Regions from separate parts of the Homo sapiens genome. Here region 2 is linked to region 1. Evidence: chromatin contacts called from ENCODE Hi-C or POLR2A ChIA-PET data. All regions are on one chromosome and are shown on one strand. Each heading gives the region's core, a stretch centred on a gene start or an enhancer-like site at or near the end of the contact. The rest is flanking DNA. Distances are from core to core; before and after follow the strand shown.

Evidence for each region. A loop is a pair of places that touch in the nucleus more often than their neighbours do. ChIA-PET counts read pairs that join two places held with the same protein, here RNA polymerase II (POLR2A). Pooled maps may share reads with other maps.
Region 2: a loop to region 1 is called in a pooled map, with 8 times the contacts of the local background. The contact joins two enhancer-like sites. A Hi-C loop is called at or near these places in 7 of 50 pooled maps. POLR2A ChIA-PET finds 5 or more read pairs at or near these places in 2 of 52 experiments (AG04450 and activated CD4-positive, alpha-beta T cell).

The regions. Positions count from the first base shown.
Region 1 is chr6:90,248,047-90,253,523 of GRCh38, reverse strand. It overlaps BACH2 (BACH transcriptional regulator 2), which reads left to right. Exons shown (of 9, transcript NM_021813.4): 3 at 934-1,011. Among named protein-coding and RNA genes, the nearest start is that of BACH2, 46 kb to the left of the region's middle. RefSeq lists an enhancer at 1,840-1,929. Within about 2 kb of position 1,908, at least 3 of the 41 ENCODE cell types and tissues checked have a DNase peak (open chromatin) inside an H3K27ac peak, as active enhancers do.
Region 2 is chr6:90,024,389-90,029,777 of GRCh38, reverse strand. The region is part of intron 5 of BACH2 (BACH transcriptional regulator 2); the gene reads left to right. Among named protein-coding and RNA genes, the nearest start is that of GJA10, 130 kb to the right of the region's middle. Within about 2 kb of position 3,888, at least 2 of the 41 ENCODE cell types and tissues checked have a DNase peak (open chromatin) inside an H3K27ac peak, as active enhancers do.

The DNA.
Region 1 (5,477 bases), core at 659-3,158:
ACCTTAAACATCCTGAAGTTTAACACCCATCAAATGCAGATACCTCTTCTAAGGTATCCTAATTTCTATATCGAAAATAATTCTAATTATCAGTTTACTTGGCAAATCTGCCATAATAAAGTCTTTTTCAAAGTTATCTATGCCCAGTTCCCCTCAATATTTCTCATAATATTAGTTCCACAGTCATTCTGATCTCACTCCTTTTTGCTTTCTCCAGTTTATCAGAAAGTTCCTTAAAAGGTAGTGGACAAATTATAGAAGTACCTCCCTTTTTTTTTTGAGGCAAGATTTCACTCCTGTCATCCAGGTTGGAGTACAATGGCGCAATCTTGGCTCACTGCACCCTTCACCTCCCAGGCTCAAGCAATTCTCCTGCCTCAGCCTCCCAAGTAGCTGGGTCTACAGTTGCATACCACCATGCCTAGCTAATTTGTGTATGTCTTGTAGAGACGAGTTTTGCCATGTTACCCAAGCTGGTCTTGAACTCCTTACCTCAAGTGGTCCGCCTGCTTTGGCCTCCCAAAGTGCTGGGATTATAGGCGTGAGCCACTGCACCTGGCCCTAAAGCTACTCTTTCTGAGCAGTTTGAGAGGGACTGTGGCTTATCTGGCCTTGAGAACAGTGTCTTTATTAATGCAGCCTAAGAGTACATTTTTGCAAACCCATCACACTGCCTGTATTGAATCAAGAGGCTGCTGGACCTCCATGTACTGACCATACAGGACCTCACATTTGAGCCTAGTAAACTTGACTATATTCATTTTGGTCTATTTTTAACCTTGTGAGAACTTTTGTAATCCTGTTTCTGGCATCCCTGGTGTTGTGTTTTTGTACCAATACAGCTTCTGGATCATTGTCTCAATCATTGATAAAAATGGGCAAATACAGACTTTCTGTCCAGAGTGATAATCATATCCATTACTTTTGCTTTAGATAAGAGTGTTGCTGTTGATCATCTTTGCCTGGGAAGTTGAATGATAAAGCCAGAAGAAAGCATGCTTTCTGATCATTGTAAGTTTTACTTTTAAGGAAAGAGACTAAAAAAATTTAGCAGGAAATTTAAATTTTATTAATATCATCTCATATACTTTAGAAGATCTAAAACTGTTAAAAGAAACAAAATGGTTTACACTGGAGCCTGGTTATAACCTTTCTTTGGTAGCCCATAGCTGTGGGGCCCATAGCTTTGGGGCCCAAAGCTCTCTTTGATTTGAGTCAGAGACCTTCCCATGTGCCCAGGAATTTTGATTATGGCAGGTGATATTATCAAGTCTTCATCAGATTTGGCTGGAGGGAAAAGCTGTCTGTCACCAAGTTGTGTGAATCTTTGTATTGCTAAAAAGGATACCCGGGCAGTCTTAAAACTGGTGCCTTATGTTATTTGAACTTTAAAATATTGTGATGTTCATGTTTGCTCAGGCTGGCTACTCCAGTTTTGTTACAACATAGTGCTGCTCAGACCATGGTTGAAAGTTTGATGCTAAAAAGCACAGTGTATTTGAGCATAGTCAATTCTAAAAAAAATTTTGTTTTCTTTCTTCCTTCCTTCTCCTTTCCTTTCTTCTTTCTGTCTTGAAATCTGTGGATTGAACTTTCCCACCCCTGGAAAAACAACTCAGAAAGTATATCATGTGTCATCACTATCATCTTCCTTTTATCAGTGCAGGTTTATAGAAAGTGTTCTCATATCATCCTGAATCATTTCTACAAACTATAAAACAAAATTAACTTTCCATTACAATCCTAACAATTGTAATAAATGCTCCTATTAGAAGCTTTTACTTCCATCCTGTGAAGTATATCATGCTGAGGGGAAAGTTGCATCTTCATTAGTCACCCATGACTTACTCCAGGTGTTACCCTCTAAGTTAGAAAGAGAGAGGGCAAAATACCCTGGTGACACATACGTTTTTTAAGGGAAAAAATTCTGAAAGCAAAAGGGTTCTCTCTTTTTTTAATATGACTAGCAAAAGAGTGTTGATTAAGATGTGTCAAGCAGGTGCTGGGTATGTGCTAAACTAATGGTTTTCAGAGTACTGAGTGGCTATTTTTAAATGTTTCTATATCATTCTCAGTTAAGCTGCTGGATGAAAAGTACAAAAGGCTAAAAATATTTACAGTTTCAGTAATGTCTGTTTTAAAAGAAACCATCCGCGTCTATGGCCACACCACCCTGAACGTGCCTGATCTTGTCTAAAAGAAACCATCCTGTGTGATTTTTCTTTATTTCCATTTGAAGGAAAAGAATATTATGGCTTACAGAGAAGTGGTTGAAAGCAGTTTGTTCAACACTGAGGTTTTTAGGAAAAAATGGCCATCAAAAGGACAGTAAGTTGGGTTACAAATCATCAGGATTAAAAAAAAAAAGTTGATTATTATTCCTTGTACTATATTATTATTACTATTTTTGTATTATTAACTGTAGTTCCAACTGAAAATAGTATTATCTTTGAAACTTTTTGTATGGAGTTAGGAGACAAGTTGCTGGTATCAGATTACTTGGGCCTATATCTCAGCTCTATCCCTTGGATATGTGATCCTGGATAAATTGTTTAACCTCTTTGTGCCTCAGTGTACCCATCTGTAAAACAGAATAATAATAGTGCCTTCCTGCTAAGGTTGTTGTGATTAAATGAGATGATGCTCTGCCTAACATGGTAAGTACTCAGTAAATGTTTGTTATGCTTATTTTTTTCATTTAAAAAAATTTTTGGTTAAATGAACACATTTATTCTCTTAACCATTTTTGAGTATATAACTCAGTAATATTAGCTATATTTACATTGTAGTGTAACAAATCTTTAGAATTTTTCATCTGGCAAAACTGAAATGTTTATTATGTTTTAAAAGCTCATTTTTCTTCAGAGTCAGTTACACAGCTGTGTGGACGTAACACAGGAATGCAAGCACCATTGGGGCAGGGAGTTTAGACTCTTCTGTTCACTGCTGTATCACAAGTGCCACAATCAGCATCTGGCCCATAACAGGGCTCAATCAATATCTGTCGAATGAATGAATGAATGAATGAATGAACAGTGAGGCTTCATTTGACAAACTACATGTGTGTTTGAAAATTATTTCTTAAATGGTAAATCCATTTTTATGAGTGATTTTAAGTATACATGGAAAGTTGACTCCTTTCGGAGGGTGAAGTGATTTCTAAAACAACTGTTTTGTAATTATTTAGCAGTTCTGGCTTTGGTAGGTCAACTTTTCTTAAACTGGAAAAAAAAATAGTATTCTTAGTGTAGATTGCAAAAGGAAAGAGGATATGTTAGATGATTTGCCCAAAATTTAAACAGGATTCGCTTTTTAAATTCAAGCCTTTTTGCTTTCATTCAGATCTGGTCACCAGACTTACTTTTTCCTTAAGGCATATATGAATCATCTTGTTCTTTCATTCAGAAATCAAAAGTTCAGGCCTAGATCAGTATTTACCAAAACTGGTGGAACACTACCTTTCCACTGAGAGTGCATTACCTTTTTTTGAGTCTTTGAAAAGAATGTCAGCTGAACATGGTCTGGAAGTGGCCAAAACTCTGTGGGTGGGGAGAAAGGAAGAAATAACCTATCTCCCATTTAAAAACCTACCACCTATTAAATAAACGGCAGTCTTGTTCTGTGGAGTATTCATTTGGGTTATCTATTCTGATGAACAAATACAAATTCTTGGTAGGGTTTTCTTGCTTCTGGATAAAATGCTTAGTGTTGCTTTTTGTTGTTCAATCTTAGGTTTTGTTTCATTTTGTTTTTCAGGGTCTCACTCTGTCAACCAGGCTAGAGTGCAGTAGCGCAATCATGGTTCGTGGCAGCCTCAGCAGCTCCCTGGGCTCAGGTGATTCCCCCACGTCAGCCTCTCGAGTAGTTGAGACTATAGGCACGCACCACCACACCCTGCTAATTTTTGTGTTTGTAGTAGAGATGGGAGTCTCACCATGTTGCTCAGGCTGGTCTCGAACTCCTGGACTCGAGTGATTTGCCCACTTTGGCCTCCCAAAGTGCTGGCATTACAGGCATGAGCCACTGCGCCTGGCCTGTTTTTATGATATGTATTGAAATGCTCCAATAGCATTTTATTTTTATTTAAACATTGCTGTTAGGTAGTTGGCACAAAATGTGTCTTATGCCAAAGTTTACTTCCTTCTACCAAGGAAAGGGGACTCTGTCTCCTGGACTTTGCAGTTATGGGAGGAAGATGACAGGAAGCTACATCATCTGCCAGGATTTTTATGGGGCCACATCACATACAGTGCCTGTCTGTAACTAAGAGCAAGAGCACATCTCTCCTTTCAGCTGATGTTTAGCAAACCCTCACTCTGCTCCCATGGCAAAGACAGTCACTCATCTTCCAAATTGTGGTATCTTGAGTCATTTCCATTATGACTTGTCTTCTGAAAAGTGATAAAGGAAAATCATCTTACCTAGTCATTTTTTCCCATTCTACAAGACAAAGTTTATCTCTGAATCAAAGAGCATAAATCTCTGTTGCCTCTCTGAGATAATAAAATATTTTTATATTTAAATTTTCTGTTAACAGGAAAATGTATAAAACCTTCCCAAATTTTTAACTCCTTCTTTTGATTCTATACCTACATAGGTTTTTATTTGGATTTGAAACCAAATAAAAGACCGTTTCATGGTCTGGGCCCTTGGGACAGGGTAGTAGTGAAGCAGCCAGTTCATTTATTCTTCATCTGCCCTGCCATGGCTTCCTGTTGCACTAAGAATCCAGCCTCCTCCCCGGAGTTGGTGGGAGTCTGCTGACCTGGCCCCAGCCAGGCTCTCTGGCCTCATGCAGCCATTTTCCCTTCATTGACCCCATACCACCACTGTGACCAGGTGCACCAGGCTCTTCCTGAGGCTGCTTTTCTCCCTGAAATGCCCACCCCACCTCCCACTTTTCATTTTTCTAACTCTCGTTCATCCTTCACTTGCATTTTAACATCACATCCTCTGAGAAGCCTTCCCTGATCTCCACCCTTAATGAGCACCACCCAGTTGTCCATACTTTGCTTTCTCCTTTCTTTCCCAGCCCTTATTAGAATTTTAATTTCATATTTGGCCATACATTTGTTTCTTTAATAGTTTTCTCTCCCATTAGTCTATGAGCCCATTAGGGATCACGGCTATTTTGTCTGCTGTATGTAATATCCACTTCCTAGCAAGCAGGACACACTCAAGGAAGAGTTATTGAATAATAATTTAAAAATATTTTTTATTAAATGAAAAATATAAATATCCAATTCTAAGAATGTGCAATTCTGTCAGGAGTGTTAAGTACTGAAAAAACGACAGCAGATTAGTTAATTGGTTGATTTCACAAACATCTGTAGATTGTTGACAGTGCACTATGATGTGCTGTTCTAGGTGCTGAGTACATGTGGACGGGTTGTTGCCTGGCTTTGCAGAGGTCTCACCTTGGGGAGATAGCAAAGAGACACAATGAGGAATAAAATTAGTGCCTTTCTCTCAAGGAG
Region 2 (5,389 bases), core at 2,639-5,138, 230 kb after region 1:
TCTGGAGAGCGTAGGGATATGTGTGAAGAAACAGGCTGGAAGGAGACCTCAGCAGAAACAGAAGTGACATATGGACCTGTTGGGATTAGGAAAAGTCTTTTTTAGTCACTTTCTTATTAAGTATGTATTGAGTGTAGCACTTTGAAGTTCTGCGGCTTCAATGGTGAGCAAAACAGGTAAAAATTCCTGCCCTCAATAGAAAAATAGGTCATTAACAAAATATGAGTAAAATATAGTGTGTGTGAGATGTGAAAACGTTATAAAGAAACATAAACAGGGAGGGAGGATGGAGAGTGAGGTGGGAGGCTGGGGTTGTGGTTTAAACGGAGCAGGGTGGTTAGGGAGGCCTCACTGAGAATGTGATGTCTGCACAGAGACCTGAGGAGGCCAGGGATTGAGCCATCACATTTACATCTCCTAACAGTCTCTCGGGAGACAGTCTTTATCTTCATTTCACACATAAGGAGACTCTAAGGACTTAAATAAATTGCCCAAGTCCCCTCGTTCTTGGAATGGCAGGGCGGGGAGTCTTAGTTTGTAGGGTTGTTTGAAATCAGCTGTCATGGGGTTAAAATGCAGATCGCTGAACCTGCTGTGGTTACCCTAAATCTATGCAGTTAGAGAACTATTGTTATTTCCAGAGATAGGAAGCAGGCCGGGAGAGTCTGGGTGTTAGGTGGGCAGGGCCAAAAGCAGGAAATACTTACGTGAAGAAAAGGCAAGCCATTGTCAAACTGGAAATGAAACGTGAATGGGGAAAATTGGCATGGTTGGAAAAGAGGAGCTAATTTGATGGACCAGTTACTATATGTTAAATTGGTGAATTAATGAACAAACAAACACGTAAAATATTTTAATCCTCACAGTTCTATGAGATAGGTGCCCTTTATCAGGTACTTTTAGTACAGATCAGGAAACTGAGGCACGGAAAAGTTAAGTGTCTTGTGCAAGGTTTTGCAGCTAGTGAATGACAGAGTCAGAATTCAAAGCCAGGTAGGCTGGCACCAGAGCCTCCATCCACAACCACTGCACTACCTTGCCTCTGTAGACCATCTTTGTATGCAGTATCTAATGGGTGCTTACTATTCTCCAGGAGTCATTCTGTTTCCCACGTTTGTGTTTTAAGTTGCTTACGCCTTGTGACCACTGGATTACAGATGAGAAATCTTTACAGAGAGCTCACGTGGTTTGTCTGAGGTAGCATTGTGGTCATGGTTCAGATGCAGGCAGGCTGGCCCCAGAGCCTGACCTGTCACCACTGCAGGATCCTGCCCCTCATGATGAAAGAGGATTCTGATTTGGGCAGAACATACATGCAAAAGGTAGCAGAGAGAGAAAATAGGAAAAGCCCGTAATGGGAGGATAGAGTATCCAAAGCACGCACTTTTAACAAATCTGAAGGAATGGAATCTTTTAGGAAATGTTATCAGATGAGAATCAATACAAGTCCCCCATCTGCCAGATGCCTTCTTTTGGCATGAGAGTGAACTATATCAGGGCTAAGTGCCCATAAGAGCAGACATTCTTTATATAATTATGTGTAGGATTAGTCAAATAGTGGTGAGGATAATTCCTGATGCGAGCAGAGTACTCTGCACTTCTCAGGGAGGTCTCAGATCTGTTGCCTTATTTGACCTTCACAGTCATCAAGGGATGTTGCAGAAGGAAGTCTACATAGTGTCATGGCCGAAGTTGCCAGCAAGTACCAGAATGCACACCTATCCCATCATTCTCTTGCAGGTCTTGGATGGAAATTAAGCAAATTGGCCCTTCCCCAGGTTTAAGCAAGAGAATCTGGCAAACAAAAATATACATTATTCTTCATGCAGTCCAGATTTGCCTCAATATAAGAAATTTTCAGCATATGTAGAATTACAAGTGTATATAATGTGCAAAGAAATTAACTTTCTTTTCATAAGAATAGCTTTTATTTGTGTTTACTGTAAAACAAGGACCATCCTAAATACTTTATTGCTTCATCTCGTTTAATCCTCACATAAGTATTTTGTACATAGAAAGACCAAGGATTACACAGTCTAACAATGGCCCCAAAGCCAAAGCCATGCAGCTAGGAAGCAGGAGAGCAGGGATTCAAATGGAGCCCCTCTATCTAAGGATGGAAGGAGAAATGGAAAATAGGTGCATTTTAGAGTCAAGAAAGTGCGAAACACTGTGTCTCTCCGGTACCACCTGGCCAATGAGCCCTTGTGGCACCCATTCCTTACCGTTTGGAGAGGGGGTATTGTCTGCCCCCATGGCAGTACAATTCTGACTTTTTATAATGAGTGAATTAAAAAAAAATCTCTTCCTTAATATACTTGGCTTTATCTGAAGCATATTCTGTGAGGTGAAATCGTGTGTGAGTGGCAGTGGTATAGGCATATAAGACCGTCTGTATCTTAAACAGTATACTAAGTGTCATGTAGCATGTGTGTCACTACCTTTTGGTCACAATAATCGTCATTCTGAGAAGCTGCCAAGGACAGGACAGGGACTTGGAAAGCTCCAAGCACATTCTTTTTCTCCCATTCCTTTTCACTGCCTTTTCCCCGTGTTCTCTGAAGGGCATTTGACCTGCGTGTTAACATTCCAGTTCCATTTGACCTCCTGCTTGGTGACAGGTGGTCCAGATGCTTTTGTTACTTGATATGGGACTTAACAGACTGCCAACCAGTGGTCTTAGCCTCATGGTTTTCATCATTTTTAAATGGAAAAACAGGAGTGGGTTTCAGGTGTGCCTAGGCTCCAGTGGAAATCAAACCTTTCTCAAAACACTACCTGAATGACCCTCAAGCTAGATGACTTTCACCCCATTAGATGCTGCCTGCCTTTGGTCTTGAATTTCGATTTTCTTAGTTACCGGGTGAACCAACTTGCAATCTAAACTTCATTCGTTCTAGCCTGCATCCCTGCAGAGATGATGTTTCAGAACAGAATCATTTTGTCCAAAAGACCCCCATGCATGAAAGGAGCAAGTTTCCTTTTATTAAGAATCTTTTCTGTGAAAGCTGTATTTCTGCCAAGCCTCAGTATTCACTTCTGTTTCCTTTCCTACCTGTAAACCGCGTGCCCTCTTAGGAGCTGGGGCAGGCAACAGTAGAGATCAGGCGGATGAACAGCTGTGAAACTATAGATATTCTTTATGTATAGGCAGACAAAAGTGTGTCTGGAGGTAACCCCCACCCCCATTCCAAGAAGGAGTTAGGTTTGACAATCCAGTCTCTTAACATCATAATCCCTGGTCAGATGAATCTAACTTTGGCAGGTTATACATATTAGCATCTATAAGCAATACCTGGCCTGGGAAACATACTAGGAACAATGGCATGACTAATATATTGCTTCTTGACTTCACATGGAAACTCAAGCCCAGCATTGTCACTGACCTGGTGGGCAAACTTCTGACAGTAATTATCATTGGAAAATCTTGCAAAACTAATTTAAGAAACACAATTATTTAATTATAGCACTTTGATAGCGTTCTCCTCTTTCCTCTCTCTCCCTCCATTCCTCCTTCCATCTTCCCCACTCCTTTATGACATCTGAAGTCCACTAATTACTGAGCTCAATTTTCAGGCTGTGTCTTAGGTTTGACAGAAATGCTAAAGTTGAAATTAGACTTGCAGTCTCCCCTCTTTTCGGCATTTGACTATCTGTTGTCTTTTCTTAGTCTTGATTCTCTGTTGTGAGTTTTGACTTGGTTTTTTTCTAAGACAGAATAATTTCTGTCAGGTTCTGGGAACTCCCCTCCCACCCGATGAAGAAGTTTTGGGGAGGAGTTATGAGCCCTGTGTTGAACTGTGCACTAGGTACAAATCTGCAGTGCCTTCTATTAAAATGTAAAATGATCCGTTGAGTCATCCTCCCTCTGGTTTGACTCAGATGCTTTATGGCGCACTTTGCATGTCATTTCTCTGTAATGATTTCCCCATGGAGAAGGGTGTCTGATAGAATCCAGGCAGACTGAAGATTGCTCTGAGTCAAATGGATCTGTTATTCTTTTAGTATTAACCCTTATCTCTCAGTTTCCCATCCTCGTATTTTCCCTGAAGGAACTTTAATGAAGTAAATAGGTTCCACCACCCTCATTTAGCCTCCTAATCACTGTTCACAATTTCTTCTCACATTAGCAGCGTGAAGCTCTAGGGTAATATTTCTCTGGCTACAAGGGGAGGGAAGGGGACACTGGGAGAGAATATTTCACACAGATGCCCTGATAAAGAGAAATGCAGAAAAGAAATGACTTTTCTCTGTCCTCTAACTCCTAATAGGCATGAAGCACATGCTAATAGGAAGCAGAGATTAATGTATGAGAAGTGAATATAAATGGAGAACATAGACACAAAGAAGTAATACCAGAGACAAACTGGAAGTGACAATATAGAAAAGAAGGCTTGCCAAGAGTAGAAAATGACCTATCCCAGAAGAATAGATGGAGGCTTTGGCTTTACTCTTAACTGGGGGGTTACACAAAAGAAGCAAAAGCAAGCATCAACATATAAAAAAGACCAGTGCGATGATCACAAAGCTGCATATCCAAATCTGCCCATGGCTAAATTGCACATTTTCTCCCTGGTCCACACACCCACTGCCCCACCACCACCAACCACCACTAACAGTAATCATGCCCCTTGGATGGCCTGACATGGGCTCCCTTTCACCCGCTGATTTCATCTCCTTTTTGAGATGACAGTTTATGCACCATGCTATTGTTAAATCCCAGTTGTAGCCTTCTCTCTGGCCCGCTAAACGGGGTAGTCTCATCTGACATCGCTGGGTGGAGACAAGAGGAGAGGATGGACACCCCGCTTAATTCCAGAGCCACATACCTAAGACGGCTTTTGAGGGAGACGCTGACCTGCACACCAGAGCACTGTTTTGGCCATGGAAAGAGAATGCCGAACTATTGCTCAGTACTGATGGGCACTGTGTTCCATTAATGTGTGAAAGTTGACCTTTGATTCATCCTTTGGGTTGACTCTGTTTATAAGGGGGAAAGTTCACACTGTTATTGGATGGGTCTTCCCCTCTTCTTCATCTCTCTCAAAAGTTATGTGATGGCATTTTTCCCTTCCAGCCAGTTGTGTTCTTTTGAGCATCTCTAGCTTCCTTAAAAAGTCTTCTCAGGAACCACAGTTAGAAAAGCTCATGTTTCAGGATTTTCCTAAAGTTCCTATACTTTCATAGAACCATAGAAACTAGAACTAAAAAGTCACCTAGTTTATTTCCTCCTTGCATAGATAAGGAAATAGAAGTGCATGAAGTGATTTGGTTTTAACAAGAGAGAAGACAAAACACGAGATCTCTGAAAAAAGTTTTACTGCAAAGCAAAGGCCTGGGCTCAGATTTCTTACCATCTCCCAAAAGGCCTCATCCCTGTATTTGGCCC